Regions from separate parts of the Homo sapiens genome. Here region 1 is linked to region 2. The links are chromatin contacts, found by Hi-C in ENCODE. All regions are on one chromosome and are shown on one strand. Each heading gives the region's core, a stretch centred on a gene start or an enhancer-like site at or near the end of the contact. The rest is flanking DNA. Distances are from core to core; before and after follow the strand shown.

Evidence for each region. Hi-C counts contacts between places; a loop is a spot of excess contacts on that map. Pooled maps may share reads with other maps.
Region 1: a pooled map shows a loop between it and region 2 (7-fold over the local background). The contact joins the promoter of CABLES2 here to the promoter of SLC17A9 in region 2. A Hi-C loop is called at or near these places in 5 of 50 pooled maps.

What each region holds. Positions count from the first base shown.
Region 1 is chr20:62,404,263-62,408,748 of GRCh38, forward strand. CABLES2 (Cdk5 and Abl enzyme substrate 2) reads right to left here and starts at 3,023. Exons shown (of 10, transcript NM_031215.3): 1 at 2,653-3,023. The coding sequence starts at 3,014. LOC105372709 (a long non-coding RNA gene) reads right to left here and starts at 2,632. Exons shown (of 2, transcript XR_936967.3): 1 at 628-2,632. RefSeq lists a silencer at 2,940-3,189.
Region 2 is chr20:62,949,166-62,954,096 of GRCh38, forward strand. SLC17A9 (solute carrier family 17 member 9) reads left to right here and starts at 3,544. Exons shown (of 13, transcript NM_022082.4): 1 at 3,544-3,724. The coding sequence starts at 3,666. RefSeq lists an enhancer at 2,954-3,783 and silencers at 3,335-3,654, 3,665-3,764.

The DNA of each region.
Region 1 (4,486 bases), core at 1,773-4,272, 550 kb before region 2:
CTCAGGGAGGCCATGCTTAGTGCTTAGTGTGAACCCGCTTCTCAGAGGAGATTGAGGCTCAGAGAGGCCATGTCACCTGCTCAAGGTCACAGAGGTACTGAACAGTGCAGCTGGGATTCCAAGCCAAGTCTGTTCCCAGAGCCCAGGTCAAACCACCACACTCACAAGACCAACATCAGGGCTGCCTTCAGGACTTTCAGAATTCTCTCCATTTCCTGAAACCAACTCATCCTAGAACTCTCAAGCCAGGAGCTAGCAGCCCCTTTTGCCGGGGCAGCCACCCTTCCCTCGATCAGCAGCCAGGCCCAGGGAACGCAGGGTGAAATGGACGTCCTCACGCTGGGGTCTACCTATCAGGGAGGGGCCATGGCCCTCAGAAACAAGGTCAGCACCACGAACTTGGCAGCAGAGCCCCAGGAGGGACGCCTCCCCCTCCAGGAACAGAGTGGGGTTCAGGAAAGACCTGAACAGGGACATGGGGGCCAAGGAGGAGGGAAGGGAGGAGACAGCCCTGGGCAAGGCAAGGGGTGGTGGCGCTTGGGCCCATGGTGGGTACGGCAGGAGGACTGCAGGCACCCAGCCCATGCCACGTCCCATCCTGTCCCAGGGATGCCGGCCACAGCGCACCTTCTAACAATCCCACAGGGCAGGGATGTGCTGCACGTGGGCAGCATGCTGCGCTCAGAACTGTCACCATGGAGGCTCTGGGCCTGCAGGGGGTGCCTTCTCAGTCACAGGCACTTCCCTGCGCGTCGCCACGCTCTGCCTCCCTCCACTCAAGTGGGCTCCACTCCACGCCAGGCCTGGTGCACACAGGGGTGCATGAACTCTGTGGAAGGAGGGCCTATGACAGCACCCAGTCTGCCTGGTGTCACCATCCGGTTCTGGACACTCAACATGCAGGACTGAGGGAGAAAGCTGTTTCCATGTCAAACAACAGGGCCCGGGGTTAGGGAAAAGCCCACCACACCTGCGGAGCTCGGCCCGTTGGGGTGAGCCCGCTTCCCCTGGAGTCCACACCTTAGGGCCTTGCCGCTCTGCCCTGGAGAGTCACCACCTTGTTCCATCTCTCCCGCCTTCCTGAAGGAGCTGGCCATGCCAAATGCATGGGGCCTGGCTGCCACATTTGGGCAAATCCATCCCTCTGCCCCAATCATCCCTCTGACCCTCCCTGGAGCAGCGGCCAGGCATGTCCGTGGGGGGACATCTTGTGGACAGGCCTGGGTCTGCAGGCACCCTCAGCCTGGCTACGGCCAGGAACACTTCCAAGGATGGAGTGCACCGCGACCTGCGTGTGACGCAACCTGCATGTGACGTCATAGTCTTTGAGGACAGAGTGCTGTGTTCTGGGCCCAAACTTCCCCAACCAAAGACCTTAGAGGAACCCAATGCCTCCACCTGCCCGAAGGCCAGGGGCGTGGGGCAACTCTGATGACCTCCAGGTAAGCAAGGAGCACGTGCCAGCCTTGACCCAAGAGCTCTGTGTCGGCCCCTTTGCTGCACACCTGCAGGGGCTGCCTCTGGGAACAGCCGCCCAGCAGGCACTTGGACCTGTGGACAGTGGCTCCCTTTGAGAAGGAACCGCAACAAGCAGCCAGTCCTGGGCCCAGAGCCCACAGTCACTCCTGGAGGTGAGGGCTGTGGGAGGCAGGGTCACCCAGGTCCTGTGGTCTCTGGGAGAAGGACACAGGGTGTCGGGCAGCCAGGGGCCATCTGGGCAGGGGGCACACGCTGGACAGGCAGGGCTCATGGTTGGGGTTGCCCTGGGATGGGCTGAGGTGGTTCCCAGAAATGGAATCAAGGCAGGGGGAGCAGTGGAGACCCAGGGTGTGACAGACCCAAAGATACCGAGCTGAGAGTGATGTGGGGAAGGGCGGGGCTCAGCAGGGAAGTGACAGGGAGAGGAGGGGTGCCAGAGACCAGTGGCTGTGGGATGGGAGATGTGGCTGTGCAGGGGCCTCTGGGAACAGGTGTCAGTGACAGTGCCAGGAGGACCCCGGCCCACATGCTGGGTCTGAGGAGGTGGGCATGGACGGTGTGGCCCGGTTCAAAGAATGCGAAGAGATGCACAGGGCTGTCCATGTGTCCCTGTGTCCCGGGCACTGGTACCAGTGGATGGGGGTGGGGGCATGTCCAGAACCCACAGGGCTGGGGGTCTCAGGGGTAATAAGGGCTGAACCCTAAAACCCATTTCAGAGCACTGACAACGTGGAGATCCAGACCCCGTATTCAGGGGCTGGGAGAATTCAGGGGACAATGAACCCTATGTGTGGGGGGTGACAGGGCCTGAGGAAACCCTCAGCCAGCCCAGGAACCCCCAGTTCTGTATCCAGGACTGACAAGGTCCCAGGTGAACCCAACCCCTGTGTCCTGGGCTGATGAGGGCCCAGACTGACCCTGACCCCTGTGTCCTGGGTTGACAGGGGCTCAGGTCACCTGAACCTCTGTCCAGGGCTGACAAGGCCCCAGGTGAACCCAACCCCTTTGTCCTGGCCTCTGTCCAGGGCTGACAAGGCCCCAGGTCACCTGACCCCCTTGTCCTGGGCTGATGAGGCCCCAAGTAATCCTGACCCCTAGTCCTGGGCTGATCCGGCCCCCGTCCCCGTCCCTGTACCCCGCGTCCTGGGCTGACCTGGCCGGGCCCCCACTCACCTCTGGCGCTGCCCATCCAGGCCGAGGCCGGTGGGCACCTGCGTGGGGCTGAGCAGGCCCTGGGGCGCGGGGGTCCTGGCGGGCAGCCCGGTGGGGGGCTCCGGCGGCGGCGGCGCTGGCGGTTCGCGGGCCTCGGCGGGCGGCGGCGGGGGCTTCTCTCCGCCCGGGCCCAGGCTCGGGGGCCGCCCGTCCAGGGAGATGTTGTTGAGGAAGAAAAGCGCGGCCTGGCGGCGCCGCGAGTCCCCGCGCCTCCGCAGCGCCTGCGGCGGGGCCCGAGCGGCCGAGGTCGGCGCGGCGGGTGGCGGGGGCCCGGCGGGGCCGGGGGCCGGGCCCGGGGCTCCACCGGCCGCGGCCGCGGCCATCCTCAGACTGCGCCCGCCGCCGCGAAGCGCCCCACCCCCTGCCCGCGCGCCCGCGCGCCCGCCGCCCATTGGCCGCGGCGCGCCCACATGCAAATGTATCGCCGTCGCGCTCTCCCATTGGCCAGCGAGGTGCCGCGCTCAGGGCGCTCCCCTGGGTCCTAGAGGCGGTCGGACGCAGCAGCAGGGAGTCGGGAGCTGCGCGCCTCCCCGCCGGTTCGAGTCCCCGTCTTGGGACCTGCGGCCGCGGGGCTCTCGCTTTCTGTTCCCTTTGCTGTATGGCGGCCTTCGCGGATGGCCTCCATCGAGCGCACATTTTAAGGCTCCGGACCCAGGGCGGCGTGGGTGAGGCCCCAGCACACTTCCCTGTCCGGAGGTGTGTCTGGGCGGCGCTTCAGCGGGCGCAGGGCGGCCCCTGGAGGAGCCCCACCGCTTCCCGGAAGGGCCCGCGTGCCATCTGGCCTCCTTCATTGACAGAAGGGAACGAGGGTCTGAGTGGAGAAGGCACCTGCTTGGGATCAAAGCCCCAGGCAGAGTCCTGCACTTCCTGCAGTAGCAAAGTGACCTTGAGCCTGCCTTGTGCCCAGGCCTGTTTCCTCTCTGTGCCTGGGTGCCCCTGACTTCAGAACCTGTGAGCCCGTGGCACCGGGATGGTCAGGGCCTGCCTCTGGAGCCCGGGAGCCTGTCTGCAGTCTGGAGGGGAACCCGCTGTATCTTTGTGGAGGGACTCAGGACCTTGCACCCACCTCTGTGTCACCTGCCTGCTCTGTCCAGCTTTCTTTCATGGGTTTACGTATCTTTAAAGAGGGGACAATGATTTCAGCCTCAGGGTACTGTCAGGATGAAACTGGCTCAGTGAGGGGGTCGGGCTGTGGCCGGAGGCCAGGCACATGCAGTGGTCAGTCCGCGAATGCGCTGCAGTACCTCGCACCTGCCCGCATGCGCCCAGCCTCTCCTGTGCTGGGTGCTGGGGACCCGGTGGGACCGACAGGCACAGCGCTGGCCCTAGGAGCACCTGGTGTGTGGGGAGGCAGCATGATGGCCAACAAGGCAGTGGGCGAGTGGGCAAGACAGGGTCTTCATCACCACCCCTAGCATGGGCCCCTGCCCTTCAGGCCCCTACCCACCTCCCGCCTGCCTGCTCCCTCCTGTGGGCCTTCACGGGCCACCATTGGGGCTCACGCAGCATGCAGCACCTCCATTTCCTTTCCCTCCGCCCTTCCAAGTTGGCCTCCAAGGCCTCTGCCAGGCCTAGGGGAAGGTGGGCAGCTGTCCTGTCTAGGAGAACGCGGGGCTGGGTGGCATAGCAGAGGGGTGGCTGCGGATTCTGGATCCACAGAATGGGGTGCTGACTTGTGTGCCTGGGGGCTCCCGTGAGCGGGGAGTGAGTGTGTCCAGCGCTGTAGGGTGCTGAGGCTGGGGCAGGCACACAGTGGGCCCTCCATCCCTGCTGGCTATCACCAGGAGGAGGGGCC
Region 2 (4,931 bases), core at 2,294-4,793:
CCTCACCTGCTGCTCCTCCCTATGTGGCAGTGGCATGTCACAGTGTTCTTGATGTTCACACACCTGTGCCAGTCCATTAGCCTCACGGGTCAGAAGGCAGCACGGTAGTTCTTAGTGGAGGTGGGCATCACCAGGAATGCTTCAGTGTGAGCTCCCACACTACAGTCTGGAGGCTCACACCATCCTTGCACACATGGCCTTCCTGTCTTAGATATTCTGCCTTATTTTGGAATGCCATCTTTGCTTGTGGTTTTTCACTTCTGTTAAAGTAGAACATGGGGTTTGAATGGGCCTTTGGTGTAACTAGCTATGGCAAGAATCTTTTAAGAGATGTGCTCTTTGGAGATACAATGTCCTGAGCTTGTTTGCCTTTTCCAGAAGCCACAAAATGGCTTTGAAGATAAACAGGCCCATGCTACAGAGCCACCGGCACAAGGCACCTGGTGTGCAGGAGCTGAGGTGCAGCCTGTGGTTAATTGATAATAATCATGTCCCCACATCTGCACAGTGGGGGCTGTTTCTCTCATTTCACACCCCAGTATCCACCAGTCAGCCTGGTGCATGTGTGCGGGGAATATTTAAAGGGAATGTGACGTTCTGATTTGTCTGTAACATTTCAGTGTCACCTAGTTCAAGGCCAGGTTTACGGGTCCAAATTGTCCATAGTACAGAAGACCATTTATCAGGTGAAGCCCGTAAAGCCATAGGCACAGCTATAACCAAAAGAATTCATGAAAGGAGTAACAACTGAAGGTGAGTGGGTTTCCTCATGTTTGTAAATGCAGGTCACGTTGCAGGCTCTTCCGCCAGCTGTCCGTCCATGCAAGGCAGTTGGTCACCCCGCAGGCTCACTTCGGAGATGAAGAGTGCTGGGTGCAGCAGCGCCTCCTGTCCTTGGGTCTCTGTGTATTTGAGGTGGAATTGATGAGCTTGGGAACCAGGGAGAAGCGGTGGAGCTGCTGTTGCCTTGAGCTGCCCGTGTCAGGCAAGGTCTCCGCCTGGCTGTGACTTCTGCTTCCTGGAGACACATCTGTAGGCGTTCCTCACACAAACAAGGTTTTCTCCCTCTTGTGGATCACGGTGTGTGACTGACAGCTTTGGTAATTTTCCCAGCTGGCTTTGAAAGTGAAGCAGGCTGACCCGTCACCAAGAATTCTCTGCCATGGAGGGTCATGGAAGAACGGGAAGAGGTGCTGGCGGTCACAGCAGCCCAGGGTTCGTCTGTGCTCGTTTATAGATTTGTGTGCCCATCCAGTCCTCACTGGGCCCTCCCAGTTTTAGAAATGTTGAACACTAGTGCTTGTAAGATTCGAACAATGAGTTTACCAGCTCTGAGAAAAATGAACTGCTCCAGAACCTTCAAGAATGTTTCTCTGTATCACGCCCACATCACACCGAATCCATTTGTCGTCATTGCAGAGTTCATCTTTCTGGTTTTGAGCACCATCTCACACAGTTCTTTGTCTTTTTCCAGTCTGCTGTTGACTGGGTTAGCTCAGCCCGAAAGGTGCCCCCACCTTTGAGGCAGTTCCCGCACGTGATGTCCAGTACCGCGGTCTTCCCTCTTGCTGCTGCCTGTCAGTCATGGCAGAGGAAAGTGTCATCTGTCAGTCTCCTTTTCATGGACTCCTCATCTTGAGAATTGTAGTTGGGCTGGAAGGTTGCAGGGCTAAGTGGGGTGCAGGGAGGAGCCCCAGGCCCAGGGCTGGCTTGTCTTGGTTTACAAGAAGCTGTGCGGGGTCTCCTGGGGCGTCTGTGGGGGGTGTGGATGCAGAGGCTGAGCAACGGGCGCCATACGTAGTGAGGTGTGGATTTGCTTTAGGAAAATCTCTAGCATCGTCTCCCTATAGCAGCACTTGAAATAAACAAGAAGTTAGGTGGGCCAGGCCCAACAAGAGGGAGGCACGCAGCCTTCCAGAAGCAGAGGCCAGTGGGTGCTGGCTGTGACTGCCCTGTCCGCAAGGTCACCCTGTGTCCTTGAAAACCCAGGTGTTGACTGTCTATTGTCCCTACATAATTTTTCACCTTAGGCCTCAAAGATGCTTGGGTGCGGGGCAGCTCTCAGAATCCACCAGAAGCGTGGAGAGCCTCCATCTGGCCACTACCAGCACCCAGCTTTATAATGTCCCTGTGAGATGGCCCCTTCACCCACCCAGCCATCCCTGCATGGCCCGTTTCTTCAGCTCATCCAGCCTTCACTCAGGTGTCCAGGGGTGCCTCCTCAGCCCAACCTATTTGAAGTAACACCCCTTCCCTACCCCTTTCACTACTTTGATTTTTGTCTACCTGCCCCAGAACATCAGCTCCAGGAGGAAGGGGACTTTGGGTAACCAGATGGCAAATGTCTGCTGCAGCATGATCACAGATCTCGGTAGGAAATCACCATCACAGAGTGAATGGAAGCGAATCACCTCAAAGAGGGTGCTGTTGACAGCGATACGTTTAGCAACAGTTTCCAAACTTCCTGGCTATGGGCTAGGGCTGTTTGGGGCAATAAACCTCTCTCTGCCACCATCTTTTCACCTACCCTACGTCAGGATGGATGAAAGTATGACCTTGCTTTTCAGGGTGCCCGTGTCTTTCTGTTCAGAGGGCCCTGGGAGCAGGCCCTGCAGTGCAGTGGGTTGGGCTGTTGGAGACCTGAGGGCTAGGGGGAGGGAGGGGGTAAATGTGGGTCTGTTCTAAGTGCAAGGCCCTGCCTTAGACGTGTCTCCCTCGGCCCCTGGGTGGTGGCTGCTGCGTGGAGGATGGACTGAGGTGGGCCCTAGTGGAGGTGGGGGCAACGCCTGAGGAGCAGGCCCTGCCGCCTCCTGGGGAAAGGCTGCATGGTTGAGGCCTTCCCCTGCTGGCTTCATCCTTGGCATGGCAGCAGGAGCACACAGAGTGGGGGCCCCACCCCGTCACCCCTGCCCCCGAGCCCAGAACCTGGCCTGTGATGGGTCCTCAGGACACCTTTTGTCCAGGAACCCAGGGGCCAATGACAACCTTCACAGGCATCTGCTGAGAAGACATGGGCCAGCGCTGGATTTGTCCAGCTCTCCCAGGCTTGGTCCAAGGGCTCAGGAGTGGACCCATCCCTGCCCCGAAAGATCCATTTTAAAAATCAGTGACCCTGTACTTTTACTCTCTTTGCACTTGGTTAAGACTTTATCCCTGATTTTATTTGATCGGTAAGGCAGGGACTGCCATCATTCCCCATTTTATAGACAGAGGACAGACGGCCCCATGGCTCCGTGTCGTGTCCAAGGGATGGGCTGGCACCTCTTGGACCAGGCTTACCACCAGGGCCCTTCTCTGAAGCCCCAGTCTGACCGGCCTGCTGCTGGGAATCCCCCTCTGCCCCCACACTAACCTCTGCTGGGGCTGAGCCAGGGCGCGTCGGACAGTCAGGGCGACCCAGCCAGGGCGACCGTTGGCCCCGCTCCTATGGGGCAGCAGGGACCGACGTCAGCAGGGTGGGGCGGGCACCCGAGTGGTATGCCCCGCCCTGCCCCGCCTGCCCGCCCTGGTGGCCGTCTGGGGGCGACAAGTCCTGAGAGAACCAGACGGAAGCGCGCTGGGACTGACACGTGGACTTGGGCGGTGCTGCCCGGGTGGGTCAGCCTGGGCTGGGAGGCAGCCCCGGGACACAGCTGTGCCCACGCCGTCTGAGCACCCCAAGCCCGATGCAGCCACCCCCAGACGAGGCCCGCAGGGACATGGCCGGGGACACCCAGTGGTCCAGGTGTGGCGGGGGTGAGGGGAGGGGGGGTGGGAGCGGTGGAGATGGGGCCGTGGGGAGGGAGCTGAGATACTGCCACGTGGGACGATGCTAGGTGGGGAGGGCTGAGCTGGGCGGGCTCCTCTGGCTGTGGGGCCCCCTGTGTTCCTTGTGGGAGGTGGAAGGAAGTGAGTGCCCTGTCCTTCCTCCCTGCCATGAGATTCCAGGACCGGACCTGGCAAGTGCCCTATCCCAGCCAGTGTTCCTGGGGCTCTTCCAGGCAGGGCTATGTTCCCCAGGCCAGGGGCATTGTCCTGGACAGTCAGGAGGCATACCCCTCGCCAGGTGGAACCACCCTGTGTATGCATGACCCTGACAAGCAGGCGCCAGGACAGTCAGGAGGCCAGGTAGGGGGCACGGGCTGGAGCCTGCAGCTGGACGGGGTTGGGGGGGGTCCTGCCACCACGTGCCAGCTGTGTGCTGAGGACGAGCTCCCCGCTGGCTTCAGCTCTCGGAGCATTTGGTGGTGGGGAGAAGCAGGGCCTGGGCAGGTCGCCTGGCCACCAGCACTGCTGCCTGTAGGAGGCTCCCTGGGCAGGTGACGCCTCAGAAACCGGGCGAGATGGTGACCGCGGGCCATTGGTCAGCTGGGGAGGGCCTCTGCCAGGGAGCTCCTGAGAGCAGCCCCCACACTGCTGAACCCCTTGGCTCTGGGTCTTGGGCTGAGGCCTTAAGTGGCTGGACCCTGGGCCTAGACTCAGGCCCTGTGGGTTCCAGAGCAGTCTCCTGCCTGCACTGAGTCCCCAGGGTACCTACCCTGACCATGGCAAGGTAATGGCACCTTCTGGCCCCACCAGTTCCCAGCTGTATGAGGGCTGAGGACCCTAGAAGTGCTGGGAAGAGTTGTAGGAAGGCCCAAAGGGGCAGTGCCACCATCGGATGTTGGCACCCAGATGAAGGGAGCGCTGGCTGCATGGGAAAAGCTGGCAGCCCAGATCACAGCCCTGTCAGGCGCCAATTAGAGGGGAGGGCTGCCCTCAGCGGGCCCTGCCCCTTGCTCTCTTCCTCTTCCCCCACCCACGTTCATCCAGGCCTGCCGGGCAGGGCCAGCTCCCCAGGGATTCAGGGCCTCCTCACTGGCGGCTGGTTTGAGTGGCTCCGCCTTCACTACGTCCCTCCCAGGCTCGATGTTTAAAAAGGAGCCCTTGCCGCAGCCTTCACTACGTCCCTC